Linked DNA regions of Mus musculus: region 1 is linked to region 2. The links are chromatin loops, found by intact Hi-C in ENCODE. Cell type or tissue: gastrocnemius. All regions are shown on one strand. Links, peaks and the distances in the headings refer to the core of each region. The heading gives the core; the rest is flanking DNA. Region 1 has its middle 52 kb from the start of Gm38917. Region 2 holds the start of Plekha5 (pleckstrin homology domain containing, family A member 5).

Region 1 (5,371 bases), core at 61-5,060, 87 kb before region 2:
GTGATTCCGAATCCAACCAAGCTGACAGTGAAGATTAATCATAGTCATGTCTTTGATGAAGAAAAACACAGTAAGTTCAACCACTCCAAAGCAGCAATAAACTGAACAGCTTTTCCAGGTTAGATCAAGTAGGACAAGTGTGACAGCAACTAAGGACTTTCCTTGTCCACACTTCTGTGTGTGTCCTAGGAAGTGTCCCCATGGTGCTGTCCCTCAGTGTAGCTCTCCAGCCTCTTCTAGGTTGGAGCTGCCCAGTTCAAACATCACTGTCTGTACAAATAAGCTCTCTATAATGCTATGGTGTCTCCATTTGGTTTTGAACACAGACGTCACACGCGGCCTCCCTCTTCACGGAGACTTCCGAGGCTTGCTTGGGCCATTCGCACACAAGGATCCTGGTTGTGTCTGTCTTGATTCCACCTGCCTTTCATTTCTCCATCTGTTTGATATGGTCTAGGGGTCTTGAACTCATACAGTATAGGGGTTGCCTAGATCCGGTTTGTTTTCTCTGCCGGTTAAAGAATTAAAAGGCAGGAAAACATCTGAAACACAGCAGAGAGATCTCAGGCACCAGAGCAGAATCCACGCTTAATAGGAGGCATTTATTGTGGGTGAGGAGACATGTACATAGCAGATATACAGAGGAAAGAAAAACAACAACAACAACAAACTCTGCAAAGCAGACCAGACTTAGAAAGCCAAACCCAAGTCTCTTCCTGAGGGCTGGGGCTTTCAAAGCTCCCGAAGAGTCTTCCTCCCATAATTTAGGGCTGGTCAGTTTGAAGACAGGATGGATGGTTGGTTAGTGAGACAGACTTGTCCTGATCTGGCCCGGAATCCATTGAGCCAATCCCCCTCGGGACTGCTGGTGGGGGACGATCTCAAATCAGAAGGTTAAGGAAGAAGCCATCTTGGAAATTCAGTACTTCTAGCTTTGGCCTCTGTCCCTGTCTACCTATCAGCAAGTCTATCTATCTTCCGGTCTCTCACACTGAGTCTCCCTTCCAGCAGGAGAAGGGAGAGATTTCCCTATTTCTAACCAAAACCTCAGCTCCTCAAAAAGGACACAGAAATGTTTCCCGTCTTCGCCTCTATCCAATAGAATTATCCTTCACAAGGCGCTGAACTAAGTTAATGTTTTTCTTTAGCAGAACAAGGACTTGAGGTTTAACTCTCAGGAAAAGCTAGTAGGCCAGAGAATAGGTACCAGGGAAGGTTAGAGGCAGGAAGGGGAGGGGCGAGTCTCAGGCGCAGCTTTAACCTCGGGCTCTGTTTTGCAGAAACAATTAATCAAAAGCACACTGAGCGCCCATTTCCCTGTGATTACTATTCACTCAGCCACGAGGCTGCATTCCAGGATGATCTTGAATGGAGATATTGTACGAGCCCAGTGCGGGGAGAGACTGGTTGCTATCAACTTTGACCACAACAGATGTAAAATAACGGACTCCAATATTCTTCGGGAAACTTGTGAGTTCCTTTTCCTGGAAACTAGAAAAGGACCACTGTTTTCATCGCCGTGGTTTCCTTTGCTCAGGGGTTGTTGGGTTTCTCTTTAGCCTGGTCTAAAGAGAAAAGCTTTCTCCTGGGCGACTATTAGCAAAGCAAAGGAAAGCCAGGTCTCTGGAGCAGCCTAAAGGAATCCTCTGGCCGTGCCTGCTATAGGTTAGCCTTTGTGCCTGCCTCCTAGGGTGAATGCATTCAAACCCAAGCTCTTGCAAAGATTAGGGGGGAGATACTGAGTCTAATGAGGAATCTTAAAGCAGCTTGAATTCAAACACTTGAGAAGAACTTTAAAAGAGGAAAAAAATTAAATATTAAAAAAGATGGAGTGGTTCCCTTAAACAAATAAGCTACTTTATTAAGAATCTGCCTTAATAAAATGGTTGACAGCTTCCTCTCCTCTCCTAGGCTCTGGCACCAGCAACAAAGAAGAGGCCAGGTTTGCACAGCTGTTGCCTTAAGAACTGAATAACAAAAGACTGAAACTTTAACCCAACTTGGAAGGGGAGTGGGAGAGACAGAAAATCACTAACACTAAGGAAGCAAAGAGAGTGTCAGAAATCTTTGCAGAGTTGGGAAAAGGGTTCCCCCCCACCCCAGCGCCAACTTCTGTGCTTCTGGAGGGAGTTGGGGGCTCTGGAAGTGCCCATCAGAACAGCTGCTGGAGGGAGGGGAGGAGGGGGGAGGGACGGAGGGAGGAGAAACTGGGGGTCTGGGGTTGGGGGCGGGTGGGGGACCTATTTCTTCAGAGCTCTGAAGCAAGAGAGCAGTTTGGTTCTTGCTTTGAATGCCGGGCTAGGGTCAAGTGAAGGATAACTTAAGGCGTTTGCCTGCTCCCCTCTCTCCTAACTTCTGGAGTCCATCTTATTATGAACCTTCCTTGTGGGAGAAGGGTGGCTCTGAGCAAGGTGGGAGAGAGGTGCCGATCCTCCCACTGCAAATGATTTTCCGGGATTAAAAAAAAAAGTAATAAATCTGCTTTTAAAAAGAGGGAAGAGGAAGGGAGGAGGGAGAGAGGGGGGGAGAAAGGAAGGGAAGAAGGGAGAGAGGGAGGAAGGGAGAAAGAGAGGGAGGGAGGGGGGAGGCAGGGAGGGAGGAAGGGAGAGGAGGGCAGTAACGAGTGTTTTAAACATGAAGTCTCTTGGGAAATAGACAAAAGCTACTTTAGGATATTGATTATTTCTAAACTGAAAGACATCAAGGCATCCAGACAATGGGAGCTAAGAAAACAAACAATTAGAATATTAAATCAGAAGTAACAAGAAGATGGAGGGAAAGAAGGTCAACTGGGCAAACCCTCTTGGGGGTGGAGAGGGGCCCTGTACTCTTCCTTCAGTGCTGTCAACCATCCCTCCTGCCATCCACAGGACGTGCAGAATTAAATAGAATCCCAGTTCCAGCGGCTCACATCCCTTTTCCTCTCATCTGCCCTTGAGCTGCAGTAGGACGCGTGGCATTTTCAGGCAGTCCCAGGCGTATTAATGCAAGGAGTGTCCTTGGGATACCTCCTAGGTACTGCGCCCTTTTGAAAGGTCTCAGAATCTAAAGGGAAAGAGAAATCGAAAGAGACGTCTCAGCGCATTACAATAGACTCCGGTAGCGTTTCCCTCCATAGGCACTGTGGGAGAGGGTTTATGAAGCTTGATGGGAGAGAGGGAAAGGTGCCAGCCCTACTTCGTGTAAGAGTCACACTTGGCTGGGATTTAATGGGGAAGAACAATTTTCCAAGGAAAGAAGGAGTCCCAAAAGAAACCATGCATAAAGAAGAGCAGAGGAAGAGAGAGCACAACGTGTCCAGGAAACTGATACCGTCACGGGGTTAATGATAAAAATAATTTAGGAGGGACTGGGAAATGGCTCAGTGGGTAAAATGACTGCCATAGAAACACGCTGGCTCAAGTTCAACACCTCAGGAATCCCTTAAAAGCTGAGTGTCGAGGCTGGAGAGCTAGGTCAGCAGTCAAGAGCACTGGCTGCTCTTCTATTGGTTCAATTCCCAGCACGCATGTGGTGAGTCTCGTGCAGCTGTAACTAGTTCCAGGAGATCCAGTGTCCTGCTCCACCCCTCAGGTACTCCATGAGTATGGTACACAAACAAAAGAGATGAATTTTAGGCTGAAGGAGTCTAAGTGAGGGGTACTATCAAATTAAATCATATTTACACACATCAAGGTTTGTTATAGAAAAAAAACTTAAGATTTTGAGGCATTCAAAAATACCAAATATGTAGAGCATATTTAATCCTGAAAGTATAAAATTTAATGTGAAGCCTTGCAGTGTCCGTTCTAAATGCCTATTCCAACATATAACGTGCACTGGGTTGTTAGACTTGGGGTTTGGCTCCTTTGGGTGTGTGATGCTTTTATGCATCCTCGAGTTTTTAAATAATAAAGCTCACAGCATTATTTTCATGTTTACACAGAGAAAAAGCAAATCACACTGTTAGCATTCATCAATAAAAGTACTCACTGCTCAATCAAAGGCCCAGAATTATCAAAGAAAATAATTTTCCATTTGAATTCCATTAAACTATCAGTCAGTGGATGCGCAGGCCTCCCAAGTCTCTTCTCTTAGAAGCTTTCTCGGGAGCATTTGGTTTCTAGAGCAACTGGATCCCCATCCCAGGCACTGTAATTAATGCAAATTAGGGAACCTCAGGTCTTTGGGCACTGAGGCAGAGTCCCTGGTCCTAAGGCTCTACTGCCTGCGTCTTCACCAGACTTAATGGTTAAAAGTTAAGTCTGAGGAGCTTTATCGGTGACTGGACTCCTCCATCCTCCAAAATCAAAACTGAACCGTAAACCATGGAGGAGGAAGACATAAGGTACAAGCAACATAACCCAATGGCTCAAATTTGGACAGATTCTTACATGAGGATCCCAAGTTACCACTAGTGTTGTGGCCATCCTGACTGCTCTAAGTGCGAGCCATTCATCAGTGTTTAAATCACATAGGTGCCTTCGAGATACACAGGCCTTTTTATTTCTTCATTCAAAAAAGAAAAAAAAAACATGTCTTGGTGACTTATCAAGTTACTCTTTCATTTTATCTATTTATATTTGTATTTATTTAGTGTGCACACACATGTACGTGTAACACGGACACTCGCTGATGGCACACTTGGGGAGATCAGGTGACACGTACAGGAGTTGGTTCTCTCCTTCCATCACGTGTTTCCAGGGGAATGAACTTGGGCCATCGGGCTTTGTGGTGGGGCTCCCTTCCTCTCTGGGTCACCTTGTTGACTCCATTTTTACGGAGCAGGAGATCTAGGCTAATTTAGAGTATGTTCAAACACAGCACACTCGAGGCAAAAGAGTCAAGATAAATCTAGCTCCAGCTGGGGAGAGGTCTCAGCCGGTAAAGTACTCGCCACACCTGCGCTCGAATCCAGGAACCTCCGTTCAGGTGAGGCAAGGAAGTGAGCACCTGTAATCCCAGTGTTTCCTGGGGGGAGGGGGGGGGCGGGGAGAGGAGAATTAGCGGAGGTGGAGACAGGAGAATGCCCGAAAGCTCACAGGCCAGCTGGCCCATCAAGTACAGCAGCAAACAATGAGACTCTGTCTTTAATGAGATAAAAAATGGCGACCAGCACAAGAGGTTCTGTTCTGACCACACCATGGCATTAAAATGAGAGTAAACTGTGTTGTTCTAAGAAAGAAAGAGAGAGAGAGAGAGAGAGAGAGAGAGAGAGAGAGAGAGAGAGAGAGAGAGAGAGAGAGAGAGAGAGAGAGAGAACGAACTAGGATGTATTTATAAAAGTGTGTGTCTGACTTATTGAAATGTTCCTCTTACCCAATCTGTCAGTAGGGTTTCTTGTCACAAAGGAAGATGTTGGCATTTGTCTAGAAGGATGATTTACCTCCTA
Region 2 (5,371 bases), core at 192-5,191:
ATGGGCATTTCAAGGAGATTTTAAGAAAATAAAAATTTTTACCCATTAATGACGAGACATTATTTAGAGCATTCAACATTGTAATGTACGAAGCCACTTTCACTGGCTCTGGAGGTCATATGGGCTGTTATTTACCCCAATCAAAACCTGTCTTGCTTTGTATACACATCATTAACTCTTTTATTTGCTGTTTTCCCTAAACTCCAGGACATCGGGAATTATTCTTAAGAGTCTAGATTACACAGGGAGCAGTGGTGCACACCGTTAGATCCAGCATTCTGGAGGCAGAAGCAGGCAAATCTCCGATTTAGAGGCTAGCCTGGTCAACAGAGCAAGTTCCAGGACAGCCTGGGCTATACAGTGAGATCCTGTCTCAACAAACAAACAAACAAAACAAAACGAAACAACGAAACAAACGAAAAGATTCTAGATTACTATTTGAGTACTGCAAATGTTTTTCTTTTCTTCCTTCTCTCTCTCTCTCTTGTCTCTGTCTCTCTTTCTACCTCCCCAAACCCCAAGCATAGAATGTGCACTCTACAGTTGAACTACATCCATAGCCTTTGGTTGCGATTTTGAAAGATACATAAGTTAATCTATATTGACTTTTGAGATGTGCTTTCTGTGAACACATCTTGTAGTATCCAAAGATCCAGAGCTAAATAGAAGCCGAGCACAGCACACAGTCAACGTATAGACTTCTCGGTGGTATGCAAACATCCAAATCCCTCAGCAGGACTACCAAGCACTAGATTCATAAGCTATTGTGGCATTTGGGAGACTTTTAAGTTTGTAATGATAACAGAGAGTCAACAGCTCTTCTTATACTTGCTGTGCTGTGCCAGTGACCACTGATGCTAATGTGGGACATTTCCTGCCAGCTATTCATTGATTAAAAAAAAAAAAAAGTCATATTTTCCAGAGACTGGGTAGGAGATAAGATGTCAAAAAGTAATAAGGACTGAAATGAGGGAGCAGAATACAAACGAACCCAAAAGAGAAAACATTACAGCGATGGTATTTTTTTTTCCTCCTGTATATGCAGATGGACAGGAAAATTATAGCAGTAATTGCAGTCTCCGTTTCACCAGAGACGTATGGCCTTGGGGAATCAGGAGATAGGAGGAAAAGCCAATGAAAATGCACGCTCATCAGGAGCTTTGGCCAAGGGCATTCACCCTCCCTGTGCCTTGGTTTCCTTAAAGGTTGAAAAGCATCATTTACTTATTTCAGTTACTTGGGAAGATGAATGAGAGAATGCCTCAGAAGCATCCAAACTGGTCAGGGAAAAAAAAAAAAAAGGTGCTTCGAGAATGCCAAGTTGTACTGTTATTATTGAACTGTGTTTCCTCTGGGATGAGTCATTTGCTGCAAAGCCATGGAGACAATTCCAAGAGTGATGATGAAGGACCAGGGGCAGTAAGGAGCAAGCATAGCGCTCTTTACTGGTGCAAGGGAGGTCTTACTAGCAGTGAACCCTTCCTTTGTTCAAAGGACAAGGGGGCCGGGGGTGCCAAGGCATTAAAAATACTATACAGCAACGTATTCATTCGAGTAGACTCTTGGAAATCTATAGGCGATTTGAATTCAGACTTTGCCATTTTTCACCATAACCCTGGGCACAATCACCTTTGTTCCTTTACGTTTCTTTGCCCCTCTCAGTGAAACGGAGACAATCATAGTTCGAAGGGATTTAAATGTCCACCACCCCAAGGACTCCGTAAAGTTAAGTTGCCCTTGTAATAAATGAGAGAGATTGGGAGCCTAGAAATTCACGTTGATAATCAAGTGCATCTTTTTTAAGAAAGGAAAAGGCAAGTTTTTATTTTCTAAACTATTATATGGCTCAGAAGCTTAGAAAGGAAAAAAAAAAAACCACCAGTAACAAAAAGACCTTAAGTCTGAATCAGTCCCATTTCAGTGGTCCGAGCTCACTCGCGGACCCTCCTTTATTTGGCACGCCACACACCAGAAAAGCCTTTCCCAAAAGCAGTTTTCCATTTCAACGCCCGGCGTCTCCCAGAGAAGCCCCGGGCTAGGCAGGCAGTAGCTGATTCAAAACCTCACAGGTTCGGAGCCCAGCCCTCCGGGCGGGCGCCGGCGGGACCCGACCCCGGAACCTTCGCGCGGCGCGGGCGGGGCACGGGGGAGGGCTTTGGCGGGGGCGCGGCGCCGCTTCGCCCAGCCTCCGAGCGAGCGAGCGAGCGAGCGCAGCGCGGGCCGGCGGCCGGCCGCGGAGGATGCCGAGGGGCGGCGACGCAGGCCGGACTCAGCCGGGGCGGCGGGGAGGGCGCCGCCCGAGGGGGTAGGGCGGCCGCGGGGGCGCGCTCGGGCCGGGCCGCGCGCCCTGCGCTCCTTTCGCTCGCTCGCTCGCTCGCTCGCTCGCGCCCTCCTTCCTCAGCGGCGGCGGCAGCACAAGGCGGCGGCGGCGGCGGCCGGGGAGCAGACATGGCGGCCGACCTGAACCTGGAGTGGATCTGCTCGCTGCCGCGCTCCTGGACGTACGGGATCACTAGGGGCGGCCGCGTCTTCTTCATCAAGTGAGCGGGCGGGGGAGGCGCCGCCGGGCGGCTGGGGGGAGCGGTGGGAGCGAGCGGGCCGGGGGCCCCCGTGGGTCGCCCCTCGCGCCGCTCAGCGCCTGTCCCTTCTCTTCCCTGCAGCGAGGAGGCCAAGAGCACCACCTGGCTACACCCGGTCACCGGCGAGGCCGTGGTCACCGGGCACCGGCGGCAGAGCACAGGTAGGGCCGGCCGGGGCTGCGGCTCCGGGCCACCTGGCGGGGTTGGAGGGGCTCCGGGCTCCGCGCGACTGAGTCCCGGGGCGCCTATTCTTCTCCGCCTTTTCATCAGCGCTTGGAGACGGCGCCCTCTTCCTGGCGCCCTGGTCCCCATCCTTTCCCGGACGCCCCCCGAGGATGGGCGACGCCCCTCTACCCCGGATCGCCCCCGTCTCCGCCTCCAGCACCCTTTAGGAAGTCCTCACCCGCTCCCCTTTGCTCCCCGCATCCCAGCACCCCTGCGGTGAGACGGTCCCGCATCCTCGCCCTGCTCCCCAGAGAACTGCTTTCTGCCAAGCAGCTTCCTCCTCCACCACCTCCTACTTCTCCTAAGTGGGACTGTGGGTAGGTGACTGATGGAAGAGTTAGGGGTGCTGCGGTGCCCCCCCACCATGTGATCCAAACACCGGTGAGTCCCCTCCTGCTACCCGAGTAGCCGCTGGAGTTAGGACGCTGGAGCGGGCGCCGCAGCCAGTGATCCCGGCTCAAAAGTCCCCGGTAGCCGCAGCCAAGCTCCACGTACCACCAGCAGGCGGTGGGCGAGCCAGGGCGGTCCCGCGTGGGGGGCCTTCGGGCCCCAGTTCCACGAGGAAATGCATCTCGGGTTGCTTTGATAGCTTTCTTGAATGTTTAGCATGAGTTGAGCTGGAGGAGGGCTTGTGGTGGTTTCAGTGCTGGTCTGGCTTTCTTTTGTCATTCTTTGTTTACATTCACCCAACTTGTTTGCCTGAAACGTAACGTGAGTTCTCATACTGGCCCGCCTCTATTCCGGGTGACTGCAAAGGCTTGAGAACAGTTGGGTCGAAGGTGAGGCCCAGTTCTGTCTCTCCCTCTGGGTACTTTTCTCGCCAGCTCCGAGGTTCTGAGGATCTCCTATTAAAGTTGCCAGAAGGGTGAACAAACCTGCCTTTTCTGCTAAACGCTGGAGTTCAGTGAAGTGACTAATAATGTGTCCAAATTTGCACAAGTGTGGAGGAGGAAAGGGAAGGCTGCTGTAGCAGGCATGATGAGGTTACATTTTTAGGGCATTTCTGACTAATAAACCGTCATGTTTCCTAACTCTCTGCACTCTTTAGCTTCAGCCTGTTTACTGTACGCATTTGCAACTTTGATAGCCTCGTTACCCTTGTGGATATGGGCACGTTTATTTCATGGAAGACAATATAGGGTTAAAAGAATTTAGCCCAAATGTTTTATGGCATTATCTCAGGCCTATTTTGATTACGTATGACACGAATGTCTTCGAATTACCCTCACAGATTAAAAAATAGCAGTCACATGCCGGAAATATTTTATTCTATGATGTGATTTCGCATTTATCTATTTATTTATTCTTGTTTGATTTACTTTGCTTGGGCTCCCGTTCTGTGCACACATGTGTGCCTTTTCATTCTGGAGATGCTGTGATTAAATCCAAAGCTCTTGTCATCATAAGTGGCACATAAGTGGCCTGTGGCACATAAGTGGCACATAAAGATGCAGTCGCTCACTTGAAACCCCACCTCTCTTCAGGTCAAGTGTGTTGAAACTCGTGTGTAAGGATTCAGTCAGTTTTCCACTAATTGAAGGCTTGCGTTCCTTTCATGGTAGAAGAAACCTAAATGGATTCGAATTGAAAAATAGGGTTTTGAATAAACAAGATATACCTAAAAAGGCAAAATGCTGCCCATTTGGGGTTTGTGCAGTCAGTGATGGGTGTTTTACCAGGGCTCGAAGACTTTGCCTTTGGGATATCACAGCTGATCCTTTCCCACCCTGACCACTGTTAAAGGGAATAATTATGTTAGGTCATCTCAAATATTGCTGGAACTTTCCTGGTGGCTTTAAATTTGAATTGTCATCTTCCAAATTCCAAATAATGTTATATTGATTGACTAATGATCTTGCCAGCCAAGACTTTGGATCGACACATACTTAAATGAACATGGTGAAGACAGATAAGATGGGTTTAAGCTTATTTTGCAGTCTCACTGAAGTAATACTAATTGTAACATATGTTTTTTAGATTTGCCCACTGGCTGGGAAGAAGCATATACGTTCGAAGGTGCAAGATACTATATAAAGTGAGTGAATTTTGATTGCTTCCCTTGGTAATTCAAATGTTGTAATGAACCTGAAGTTGGATACTTCTGAGTCTATACACAATTCTATCTTAAAGTGTGTTGTACAGTGTTAATTGTATCCTTTATATGGTTATGAAATTTTGAGGGAGAGGGTAGCCTCATTCATTATCTTGTTATTTGCCTGGGTATTCATGGATCCACACATTGCAAATTAGGTCACTTTTCGCCATATTAGTTTGCTTGATGTTTCAGTATGTTTCTTTGGTGGGATATTGTAAAGTCTTCTGACTTTAGCTCTGCAGTACTTACAAGTTTTGTCTTTTGATTATCTGTGGTAAGAGAACTCCTGTATACACACACACAAAATATCAGTACTATGTGACTATTCCTCCTTCAGAGTGAGTCCAGCTTAGATGGCAGGTGGCAGCCTGAGTTGTTAATAAGTCGCAGGCCTGATGGAAAGCGGGCAGGGTCAGAGGAAAAGTGGAACCCAGGAAACTCAGGACACCACACACCTGTGATGGCGCTTGCT

The links. Peaks named below come from ENCODE experiments on the same cell type or tissue, not always from the same donor. Only the 100,000 strongest peaks of a DNase experiment are listed, where the experiment ranks them.
Region 1: a loop joins it to region 2, with 2.6 times the contacts of the local background. A loop is called at or near these places in 1 of 42 quality-filtered maps.

Annotation. Positions count from the first base shown.
Region 1 is chr6:140,335,208-140,340,578 of GRCm38, forward strand. No RefSeq gene overlaps it. Among named protein-coding and RNA genes, the nearest start is that of Gm38917, 52 kb to the left of the region's middle. In gastrocnemius, for the core only: no CTCF peak of the experiment used is centred there; DNase peaks (open chromatin) are centred at 3,177 and 3,444; H3K4me3 peaks cover 1,459 bases; H3K27ac peaks cover 2,036 bases.
Region 2 is chr6:140,421,717-140,427,087 of GRCm38, forward strand. Plekha5 (pleckstrin homology domain containing, family A member 5) reads left to right here and starts at 2,383. Exons shown (of 31, transcript NM_144920.3): 1 at 2,383-2,540; 2 at 2,661-2,740; 3 at 4,782-4,839. The coding sequence starts at 2,449. In gastrocnemius, for the core only: a CTCF peak has its summit at 3,302; DNase peaks (open chromatin) are centred at 1,469, 2,201, 2,384, 2,964 and 2 more places; H3K4me3 peaks cover 2,995 bases; H3K27ac peaks cover 2,016 bases.